Linked DNA regions of Homo sapiens: region 1 is linked to region 2. Evidence: chromatin contacts called from ENCODE Hi-C data. All regions are on one chromosome and are shown on one strand. The core of a region is the stretch at or near the end of the contact, and the rest is flanking DNA. Distances in the headings are between cores, read along the strand shown.

Region 1 (5,961 bases), core at 2,395-4,894, 2.0 Mb before region 2:
CACTTCCCACTTAGCCTGAATACATTCTATGAAGTGGAAGAGGAAAGACCTGAGGGATGTCATGGCAACCACTTATGTTAGCAGGAGCATGCCCAAAGCTCAGAGACCAGGAGTGCAGGATAGGCCACTCAGGGACCAGGGGTGCAGGGCAGCAACTCAAAGCCCTAAGTGCCACCAGGTCAGGGCAGAGTAGGCTCTTGGCAAATAACAGTAAATATCAGTTCCTAATGTCAGTTAATGACCCCTGACCTGGCAGATTCCATTTCAGCACCCTACCTTGTCCTCTGTGAAGGAGGCCACCCAAACTGTCTCACTGGTTCTAGGTACACAAAACCCAAATCTGAGAAATCCACTAGATTGGCAGGTAGGATGGAATAATTTATTATTATTATTATTTTAAAGACAAGGTCTTGCTCTGTTGCTCAGGCTGGAGTGCAGTGGTACAATCATAGATTACTGCAGCCAAAAACTCTTGGCTTCAAGCGATCCTCCTGCCTGGGCCTCTGAAGTACTGGGATTACAGGTGTGAGCCACTGTGCCCAGCCTGGAGTGATTTAAAAACTGTTTTCAAATCAACATTTTGAAATAGTACTGTATTTTAGCTTTCGGAATTCTAAACTTTGCTAGATCCGACAAGCTCAGTTTTCTTGAAGGCTGTAATCACAAGTAACAGCTAAGATAGGAAACACAAGAGTATATTTAGACAAACTTTGGGACTGTCAACTTACGTTTGTATCCTCCAGCAATGCCAGACTGTGTCAGACATCTCTGCAATTCATCAGCATCTATCTGCCCATCCTTTTGAAAAAAAATTAGAGGAATCATAATAGTGATTTGTACTTTCAAGTTGTTTACCTTCAGCATTCAATGAAGCAATAACAACAAAGAAAATCAGTATCTTTTTTTTATTTAAAAGGAATGCCTTTTTTTTATTAAAAGGAATGCCTTCCAAAAGTGGGCATTCTTTTCCTTAACCCACTTCCAAAAGTAATTTAATGATGAAAGAAAGAGTCTGTCTTGGCAACTACTCTTCTCTCAATCTGAGCTAGCAAACTGCTACAGCTAAACATTTTAAAATATTTTTTTTTGATGGGGGTGGAGAGAGCAAGGTACAAAGCAGACATCAATAAATAGAAGGCTTGGTTCAAACAGAAAAAGGCCTCCTTGGTCACTTTTTCTTATGATATAGTGAATCATTTTTTTCAGAGCACAAATACATCTGGAAGATTCACATTAGGTTCCCAGTGCCCATTCACTGGCTGAACTGGGAAAGAACTAGATATATGTGATTTTTAGGGACTTTAAAATAAAATACCTAAATCTTCAAGTCACTGGGTATTATAAGTTATAAATGAGGAGCAAGATCAGCAATTTGAAAGACAATGGGTATGCTGAATACAGGCCAGGGCTGCTGAAAGCTAAGCAGGTGGAGTCACTTACATGCTGGAGGCACTGGCAATCTAAGAATGCTAGTCTTGAGGTTTGCCATGCCTTGTGGTTTCAAAGATACAGATCATTAACAGTTTAAGTAGATACTTAAGGGGAAGGTCTTCCAGTTTTAGACTATATTTTCCATTCAATTTCTTAAGCTGTATTTCTTAGAGTACTACCTTAAAAGTGGTCTTAGGTTTTTTATCCCATAATATTCTACAGTTTTCACATTAAGATTTTGCTATTTCTAGCTTTTGGTCAAAACAAAACTAGGTTGAATTCATAAGAACAAACATCTCCTCTGGACGTGTCTGGGTTATACCAACAGTATATTTACTGCACACAGTGACCTCATGAACTAGGGAAGTGTCCTCTCTCAATGTAAGATAGCACCTGTCAATGTAAGATAGCACCTGTCATACAACTCAGAATGCAGACAAGTGAAAGGTCTTGGGGAGCTGACCTTAATTGCTTCTCTGGGTCAACAGGCCAGAACACCTAATAAGGACATGGAGGGGCTGACCTAGTAACAGCATCTGCATCAAAGAGAAACTACACTGTTCACAAGATTAACTTTCTGATACTAAGAAGGGAACAGTAACTTCCTTATTTAGAAGCTGGTGGGTTTTTACCATATTTCCTAAGGGGGTGAATGATTAGCAATCAAGTTCAACCCAAAGAAAGTGCCCATTAGAATCGAGCTATGTAATTACTAATATATGTCTTTAAGTTGTACAAACAAGCGTTTATATTTACCAGATCTTGAATTTTTTCGCTTGAAACCATCCTGGACCCTTTAATTCAACCACAAGTTTGCTTTCGAACTGAACTCACATAAATACGAGTAACACTTTGTCCTCATTTATTCTGAACATTCAGAAATAAAAAACTAAAATAAGAAACAACTTTTTTTTTCTTTTGCAGAAGCAAAGGGACTCAGTACCACAGGAAGTTCGCTTTTCTGTGTCACTATATCAAAAGCTACCACAAATGCAGACAATAACGGCTCTTTAATATTAAAGGGAAAAGCTAACCTGTCCAGCTACAGCAGCAAAGTAACCATACAGCGGATCCTGAGTTTGTCCGGGAAACGCAGGCCCTCCGGGAGCCCCTCCATACTGTGAAACAGGAAACACATACACGTCATTCTGCCGAATCAAGTTTTCTTCTTTCACCACTGAGGGCTTTTGTGCAAGGCCAGACAACTGCCCGCCTGCCCGCCCTTCACAAGGCTCACCTCCCCACCACCGGGCACACTCTGCCAACACTCCACCCCTCTCTTCCATTCACACCCCGTAATTTAAAAACTGGCGACTTAGACCATAAAGAGTTGCTGTGAAAGTGATGTCTACATATGTAAAGCAACTTTTAAAATCCCTATTAACCTGAAGGTTACTGAGGTGAGTGCAAACTAGGTAAGCCAACGAATGGCAGGGCTTCAAATTCTCCTTTTGTTGTTACAGCATTTATGGTATTTTAAGAGCGTTTTATGAACGATGGAAGGCTGGAGTTGGTAACATTCTGAGACGGGTGTAGCCTAGGGAAGAGTAAGGTGTCCGGCCGGGCTGTATCTCGTGGGTGGCGAGGGAACATTGCCTGTCTCGGAAACAGTTCCCAAGACAACGCGCATCCCAGACGCCCGGCGAGGCTGCCTTCCTACAGGTCTTTTACTTCAGCAGGTTTTCCCTTTTTTTCCGTCCCCCTTCTCACTCGTTTTTTGTTTGTTTGTTTGTTTGTTTGTTTGTTTGTTTTTTAAAGGGAGGAAGGTATATCATTCTAGAATAAAATGACTGTTGTTGCTCTGGGAGGCAACCAAGAAGGCGGGGGTGGGGTGGGGTGGGGGTCAGCCAACACCCAATTAACACGATTTCACGCCGCGTATCCGAGAAGCCGCAGGGTGGGCTTCTAGGGTCCCAATCCACCCTCACCTTGGCCCCGCAGGGCCATCCAGGAGAAGGGACGGGGAAACGTGGGGAGAGGCCGAACCCCAGGGGCCTAGGGCGAGGCCGCGAGCGCAGGGAGAAGCCGAGGGCGGAAGGAGCCCGGGTAGCCGCCCAGCAGCGCCTCACCCCGCTGGCCGCAGCATCTCCAAGGTGGCCTCTTAGCGCCCCGGAGCCGCCTGGGCCGCGATCCCGCGCAGTCAGCACTTACCCCGCCTGGGTAGTACCCGCCGCCGGCGCCAGGATGCCCCGGGTACGCCATGCTGCAGACTGCGCCGCAGCCGCCCTCGCCCTGTGCGCCAGGCCTCTCCGCCCCCTGCCCCGCCCCGCCCTGCCGCTAGGGGGCCGCCCCAGAGCGCACCACGCGGGCGTGGGGGACGCGCTCCGCAGTCGTCTCCAGCTCTTGCCTGTGCGCGCGGCCGTGGCTCCCCTGCCTGCGCGCTTCTTCGTATCTTTGCCATTACGGCGCTAATGCAGTGCACGACTGAAGGTCCAGTGGCGGCCTACGACCTGCGAGGCAATTCACACCAGGGACTTTCCTCCCTCCAAAACTAATGGCACATTCCAACACCAATACACCACCCCAGGAATTCTTTTTTTTTTTTTTTCCTTCGGACTTGGCTATTATCTGGCACATTTCTTATTTTAAACAACTTTATTGGACAGGACGGAGCTATTATAAGCGGAGCGCACCATCGCGAGGCAGGGGCTGGATGCGTTAGGGCAAGCCTTAGGTGCCAGTGGGTGAAGGAGTCTTTGAAAGATGGAAATACGAAAGCGCCCTTGGAAAATAAGAATTAACTTGACGAACTGTGTGCAAGGGAGAGTTTGGCTTGCTGTTGGTTGCAGAGTTCACTGAACGACAACGGCGTATTTCCTTCCTAGGGGACAATTCCTTGCCTGTTTAAGCTGAGCGTGACTTGTGTCCTGAGTAGGACAGAGGGCATTTTCCGGGCAGGACAGACTCACACATATCGTTCTTAGGAAAATGAATTGTTTGAATTATCTGGATGATTCAGACAAAACAATCCATTTCCCTAAAAGTATTCAGCTACTTTTTATATAAGAAAAGTTTAGAACAAACTAATAGTGTACTGGTAAGTATTCAGGAAGATAAGAGATAGGAACTTCTATGTAGGTTATTCTTCTTTACTTCATATATTTTTCTATCTTCCAGTTGAATAGTCCGAAGCAATTCAGGCGTGAGCTTTTTGTTTTGTTTTGTGTAATTTCAATGACAGAAAATTGCTTGCCCTTCACTGTTAAGGACTAGACTTAATGATTTCCTGAATTTTAACGTATTGAGAAACGCATTAATAAGCAAGATTCACAGTATTTGTTGTGGAGGTTGCACAGAAACATTTAAAGGGTCATCAACATTTCACAAATATTGGAGCACCCGCCAATGTGGTACTGTGCTTTTTCGCTGTGGTGGACGGGCTTCCTCCATTCTAAATTCGTGGGCTATTGTCCTCATTCGGTTCATTGTTTTTCTCTTGTGTGTAACTTCCCTCGCAAGCCCTTTTGAAAACCAAAGTCCGAATTGTGAGAAAAATTCTAATAGTCCCTGTTGTGGCATAGCAAAGACACTGCATGTTGCCTGTTTTGTGTTTGATTCAGGAAGCAGGTTACTGTTTTCAATCATCAAGGTAGCAATCATCAAGGTAGATGAGACATCTAATGAGTCCCCTGGTCTCTCTTTGGAAGCCTGTTTCTTCAGAAAGAGGTAACCGACTATAAAGAGTAGATGTCAGGGCCGAACTCGATGTTGAGTACAAGCTCAAGACTCAAGTTTGAAAGAAGTATAAAGCATATAAAATATTTTTAAGTACTGCAGAATTAGCTTCGTGGATAAACGGCTATACGAATTGGCATATCAGTTGTCCTTAGACATCTTCCCACTGCTTTACTGCTAAAGAATTGAATTTTTTTTTTAATTACACTTTAAGTTTTAGGGTACATGTGAACATTGTGCAGGTTGGTTACATATGTATACATGTGCCATGCTGGTGCGCTGCACCCACTAACTCGTCATCTAGCATTAGGTATATCTCCCAATGCTATCCCTCTCCCCTCCCCCCACCCCACCACAGTCCCTAGAGTGTGATATTCCCCTTCCTGTGTCCATGTGATCTCATCGTTCAGTTCCCACCTATGAGTGAGAATATGCGGTGTTTGGTTTTTTGGTCTTGCGATAGTTTACTGAGAATGATGATTTCCAATTTCATCCATGTCCCTACAAAGGACATGAACTCATCATTTTTTATGGCTGCATAGTATTCCATGGTGTATATGTGCCACATTTTCTTAATCCAGTCTATCATTGTTGGACATTTGGGTTGGTTCCAAGTCTTTGCTATTGTGAATAATGCCGCAATAAACATACGTGTGCATGTGTCTTTATAGCAGCATGATTTATAGTCCTTTGGGTATATACCCAGTAATGGGATGGCGGGTCAAATGGTAATTCTAGTTCTAGATCCCTGAGGAATCGCCACACTGACTTCCACAATGGTTGAACTAGTTTACAGTCCCACCAACAGTGTAAAAGTGTTCCTATTTCTCCACATCCTCTCCAGCACCTGTTGTT
Region 2 (6,017 bases), core at 3,445-5,944:
TATAAAATTCATATATAGTCTCAAATACTTATTAGACATATTCTTAATTCAAGAATATATAATTATTCATATGATTAGAAATAATTATAATTTTACTAAACATTGCTAATTAGGCAGAGTACAAACAAGAAAAAGTCAGAAGGAAAATAGAACCACAATTTGCAATATATTTATTTTAAAACATTTTTAGCTTTCTTTGTTACTTTTAAAAGTAAAACTTGTAAGTCAATATATTATTAAAACTACTAGTTAATCTTTAAGTCTACAGGTGCTACTAAGAAATTGCAATTTGTAACTTAACAGAGATATTAAATTCTGTAGAATTGTTACCACATTCAAGCATTTCTATTCTGTAGGTATAACTCATTTCCCATGTTTCTCTGCTATTTATCTTTTTGCTGAAATAATTTACTCCTTCAGTAGTCATTTCACCCTTTCACCCTTCTGTGTTTTTGTGTCATAACAGAAGAATCACTAAATAATGATTAAAATTAAGTCAACATACCAAATATAAAGTTAAAGCTTTTATGAAGCTTAATCTTTGTGCACTTACCAAGAAGAAAAGTAAACCCACTATTATTTGGGAACAAAGGACTTGGAAAATCCACGAATGGAATAATTAGTGAAAACCAGTTTTATGGATGCTGTTAAAACTACTCCAAAGCAATAATAATGACAACACACATAAACATACACACACACACACACACACTCACACACATGAGCAGTGCTTCTCAAATTTTGATGTGAGGCTGAGGATCTTGAGAGATCAGAATCTCAGAATGGAGATTCTGAGTCAGTAGGTCCACCAGGCGGCAAGAGAGTCTCCATTCCTAACAGAGTCCCTAGTAATGCCAGTGCAAGTAGCCCAAGGACCCCATTTTGAGTAGCAAGGACCTGGAGTATTTACCTTACTTTGGATAACTTACAAAATGCTTTAATTTGGCTTCAAATCAAAATAAAAAGTAATTTATAATCCTTGAAATCTTTTAATGAACATTTTTTGAGTGACTAGTATGATATGGACCAGGAAGTCCCAAAGTATGTTCTCCAGACCAATAGCATCAACATTGTTTGGGAACTGGTTAAAAGCACATATCCTTGGGCCTCACCCAGACTTACTGAAGCAGAGACTCTGCAGGTAGGGCTTGAGATTCTGTTTTAACTATTTCTCCAGACGATTCTGATACACATTAGGTTTTGAAAACTACTGCTCTAGACAGTATGCTGAGGGTCTGGGGTGCATATCAAAGTGACTCTCAAGAATCTCAGTACAGTAGGAAGGGGTCCAATTGCTGAACCAGTTGATACCATTAAGTATGTGATGAGTACAAAAACGGAATGACAGACAAGGTTGCACCCAACACAGCAAAGGATGTAAAGGTTTCCTAGAAAATGTCATGTTAACTGAATTTCATAGGGATTAGCCATCTGAAGACGGTGGCATGTACAACATAATGCAAATGTTATGCGGGAGGAAACCTGCTGGCACCTTTCGAAAACTGCAGTAATTCACCCAAGATGGCTGGCTGTGGGGTGTTTGAAGACTCCTCTACCCTTGTCCTTCTCACCTGTCCATGAGTAAAACAAATACCGTTAGAGCTAGAAAAAAAAAATTACAAAGCTGAGTCTATTAACTTGCCAAGCAAGAGAACTTACTCCATGAAGAATTTCACTGAGGAGGGAAAGTCAGGGGTTTTTAAATGTTAGAAGTGGGGAGCTTATGGGGCTTATGCTAATTAAGCATTGGAAACTGGCACTCTGGATATGGGGCAGAATGAATATATAGGTCTCTACACCATTGGTTAAATAAAATAAATATCCCATTGTTCACTAGTCAGGAAAGTCTCTTCAGTTAGGTCCAGTGAGGAAGGTGCCTGTCTAAGGTTACTGAGGCTTAAAGACCCTTATCAGCTTCAGCCTGTGCTGTTAAAATACAAGAGTCAGTTGATGTCTCCTAGGCAAGCTCTACTTTAAGTGGAAATTTTTCCTTTCCCCTCCCTCCTCTTCATCTTTCCTGATCCTGAGATGCTAGGATGACCACACAAAGGATATGCAAATAATCCAATTGTCAGCTCTCTGCCACCATCTTGGTTTGGGGTGCCATTCCACAGGATTCCATTGTATTCATCCAAGTAGTTTCAGTCTCCTTTCGATGTGGTTTACTTGGACTGTGTAACAGCAATTTAAGTCATATGAATAAAACACTTAACATGCTTTGCACTTTCCCTAGGTGGAAGCAACCTTAGACCTACTAAACTGCCCTCTAGATGTAATAAGGCCTAAGAATGGTTCTAAAGATATCTATCAGTAGCTAGGCAGCAGAGTGGTGCAGCAGAAGCATGCTGGGCCCATAAAGATACCAATGAGTAGCTGTAGAGATGAAAGAAAAACAAAAAGAATGTGGAAGCCTAGGCAAGGGGGTTGTAAAAAGAGGAGAGGGGTCAACAGTGTAAAATACTACAGACTAGTATAACAGGATGAGAACTGAAAAATGTTAATAGACTTTGACCCCAAGTGTTGGTGATCTCACAGTTTCAGAGGGCTGAGGATGAGAAAAGCGGAAGAATGACTAGAAGTGTGGAAACAGGTGCTAGAAATGCTCACTACTCTCAACAAAACTTGGTCTCTTCGGCTAGGATTTACAATCAAATGCTGCCAGTCCTAATCTAGTGTTACCATTTTTCTTTTAGGGCCAGAAATATTCAACGTCTGAGGCAGAAGGAACCTTCAAAATCACTTATCAACCTCATTCTAGAAATGAGGAGAGAAGCTCTGAGAAGTGAAGTAATATTTATTTTCATTGAATTTATATGTAATTTTAAATTCATAAATTCTATGGAAGATACAAAAATGCACGTTTAAATCTTGAATAATTTTTGAAAGTTTAAAAAACAGATTAAAAGAGTTAGAGTTTTTTAAATTTTCAGTTATGGTGTTTGAGTTATTAAATTATACTGATGATCATCATGAGAAGCTTTCCATTATAGTCTTGACCCTTCTTGTATTATTATTCAGTCTACAATGGATAGGCAACAACATGTCAACTGAAAAATCATAAGATCTATAAATTTAGAAAGGAGACTTTGTTTCTTATAATGAGTTACAACCTGCAGGCTGGCCATTCTGCAGGCTGGGAAGCCCAGGCTCCCACAGAGACAGTCAACAGGCACTTTGAAGGAGGTGGGGTTGGAGCAGAAGCTTTATGCTGAATGAGTTGGCTAAACAGACATATTCAACAGATTGTAAGAAGAGCTGTGAATCTTCACTAAGAGGGGTGCTGAATAAACATGCATGTGACATGCATCCCATGCTCACTGTGGAGTGGAAACTTAACATTTAAATGCATTACAGTCCCTATACATCAAAAGGAGAAGCAGAGACATGAATGTACTAGTGCTCAGTCTCTGTAAACCTGCCAGAACCAGTCCATAGTGGGTGGTCTTTTATCAGGGGAAAGTTACTGAATCGGTCCCTTGTCCAATCAAACCTGCAGTTATGACTTGTGGAACAGGAGGGTCTTGTTAGTCAACATCTGGCCATGGATGAGCTGCAATTATTTCAATATTGCTTATGTCGAGGGCAGTTCTTATTTAACAGCTAGAGAAAAATAAAAACATTGCAGCAGTTAAAACAAAGGTTATTCTTTAAGTGTAGGTGTGAGTGACTTAACTCTTGCCTGGCATGGCCTTAGGTCTTGCTTATAATTTGTTATTGCCACAGAGTCCATTCTGTTAGCCTTCTGATCTCCATTTTAACATTAATGCTGGTCAGTTGTTGAGTCTAAGCCCTCAAAGGGAGGGGGAGCCGAGCTTGGTGGCATGTGCACCTGTACTCCCAGCTATTCCCGAGGCTGAAGCGGGAGGATCGTTTGAGCCAGAGGTTGGAGGTTGCAGAGCTACGATCCTGCCACTGCACTCCAGCCTGGGGGACACAGTGAGACCCTGTCTCAAAAAACCAGGGGTGAGGGGGACGTGAAAAGGGAGGAGGTAGGGGGGTATAGCGAGGCGTGTCCGTCCTTCCGTCCCGTCAGGGCGAGGAATTCAGCTTTTAAGGTTTATCGGGGGTCCTCTTGGCCAAAAGGGGGTCCGTTCAGTCGGTTGTGGGGCTTAGGATTTAATTTTTAGTTCTCAAACAGTAATAAAGATAATGATAATCTTGACCATACGGGATGCTGTGCCAAGCACCACTTAACAAACACTGTCATCTCATTCAATCCTCACAACAGTCCTATTTTACAGATGAGAAAAGTGAGACTTCAAGGGATAACTCGCTCTAGATTCAATAAACTGACTCAAAAGCCTTTTAACATTCTGTACAATACCTTTTATGTTTGTTTATTTAACTGTCCAGTTGGGCCACTAAAGTACAGATAAAAGCTGGGGAATGTAAGCGAGACTGGTCACTTCCCTGGGGTGAGAGAAACGCTTTCAACACTATCCGTCCATCGTATCACGCCTAACGTATCCCATAGACATCCCTCACCCCTCCACCCACTCATGCCTGTTTGAAGCAAGACTATGAAGACCGAAACACACCGGGAGCCTAAGGCACCACTCCCCGCTACCTACCGAGGTGCATCCTGCAGGCTCCTTACCGCAAGCCTGCAAACTCGCCCTGCCGGGCGCGGAGTGCAATTAGGCTTTGGGGTGGTTTGGCTCTCCGGCTTTCCGTAGCCTCTGGCCCCGCCCCCTAGCAACGCGCTGGCTTGTGTTAACAACCGGCCCGGGATCAGAGGTCTGGGTCAACTGGGGGGCGGCAGCGGCGCTAAGCGGACTGTATGGCGGTGGCCTAGGCCCCTGGCGGAATTTTGGGACCTTTCGCGACTCTAGCGACTCTCAGGCTGCCTTCCCTTCTCGGTGGCGGGGCCTCTTTGGGCCCAGCGGCTGCGGGCGCACTGTAGGACAGGAAGATCCCCCCACTCTCCACCCCGCCGCCACCGGCCATGTGGACAGAGGAAGCCGGGGCGACCGCCGAGGCCCAGGAATCCGGCATCAGGAACAAGTCTAGCAGTTCCAGTCAAATCCCGGTGGTTGGGGTGGTGACGGAGGACGATGAGGCGCAGGTATGAGCAGGTGTCTGTGCTTTCAGAGGTGGAGGGGGTGGGAGTGAAGTCTCGAGACGGGGTCCAGACCTGGGGGTGGCAAGGGTGGAACTGGGGACAGGAGTGAAGATGGGGGAAGCCGCGGGATGGAGATTCCAAGCGCAGAGCTAATCCTGATCCCCCACCCCCTGCGAACTGCACCGGTTGCGAGGGGCTGGCTGTTGTCAACCATCCTGTCTGGGGACCAGCGCTGTGTGGTCCTCCTGGAGGGTCCTAGCAAACTGAGTAGGCGGGGTTTTGCCGCGCTTCTTCGAAAAGTGGTCATAGAGCTACAGGGAGGAAAGGAATCATTCTTAGCAAAATCTTGATTTGATGACCTGATCAGTTTGAACTGAACTTTTTAATACGTAGATCCCTGTTACCGAGTGATGTTCTTGATATAGATGTAAATTTTCCCATGCTTAAATTTGCTGCGACTAAAGCCTGCACCCAGAGGGGAGGAAAACGCTGTTAAATTAGAAATTAAGCATTTTTAAAATATGAAATTGGAAGCTGGTTGTTACACGTTGGGTCGGAGAGAACCGGGAGAGAATAGAGTTGATTTGTTTTATTATGCTTGTACTGTATTTGGTTTTGGGTTTGCTTTTGTTATGAATACAAAATTCACTCTTGGAAGTTGATCTGTTGAGAAATTCCATTTGAGGCCCTTGGATCTCTATTCGAGGCGGAGGTGTTTAGAAACCCCAAGTTGTTTGTTTCCTACTAGGATTCCATTGATCCCCCAGAGAGCCCTGATCGTGCCTTAAAAGCCGCGAATTCCTGGAGGAACCCTGTCCTGCCTCACACTAATGGTGTGGGGCCACTGTGGGAATTCCTGTTGAGGCTTCTCAAATCTCAGGCTGCGTCAGGAACCCTGTCTCTTGCGTTCACATCCTGGAGCCTTGGAGAGTTCCTTGGGAGTGGTCAGTTGACT

Evidence for each region. Hi-C counts contacts between places; a loop is a spot of excess contacts on that map. Pooled maps may share reads with other maps.
Region 1: a loop to region 2 is called in a map of naive thymus-derived CD4-positive, alpha-beta T cell, with 9 times the contacts of the local background. The contact joins the promoter of SRI here to the promoter of CFAP69 in region 2. A Hi-C loop is called at or near these places in 4 of 168 maps with a recorded cell type or tissue (CD4-positive, alpha-beta memory T cell, CD8-positive, alpha-beta T cell and naive thymus-derived CD4-positive, alpha-beta T cell), 5 of 37 single-sample maps with no recorded cell type and 17 of 50 pooled maps.

What each region holds. Positions count from the first base shown.
Region 1 is chr7:88,216,394-88,222,354 of GRCh38, forward strand. It overlaps SRI (sorcin), which reads right to left and starts at 3,645. Exons shown (of 8, transcript NM_003130.4): 1 at 3,583-3,645; 2 at 2,466-2,549; 3 at 729-798. The coding sequence starts at 3,633. It overlaps SRI-AS1 (SRI antisense RNA 1), which reads left to right and starts at 267. Exons shown (of 3, transcript NR_120517.1): 1 at 267-364; 2 at 2,356-2,831. LOC124901691 (a long non-coding RNA gene) reads right to left here and starts at 191. Exons shown (of 2, transcript XR_007060419.1): 1 at 50-191. RefSeq lists silencers at 2,631-2,720, 3,368-3,867.
Region 2 is chr7:90,240,480-90,246,496 of GRCh38, forward strand. CFAP69 (cilia and flagella associated protein 69) reads left to right here and starts at 4,695. Exons shown (of 23, transcript NM_001039706.3): 1 at 4,695-5,065. The coding sequence starts at 4,946. It overlaps LOC107986819 (a long non-coding RNA gene), which reads right to left and starts at 4,652. Exons shown (of 2, transcript XR_007060423.1): 1 at 4,598-4,652; 2 at 1-3,600. It also overlaps a transcript of STEAP2 not described here. RefSeq lists an enhancer at 5,560-6,017.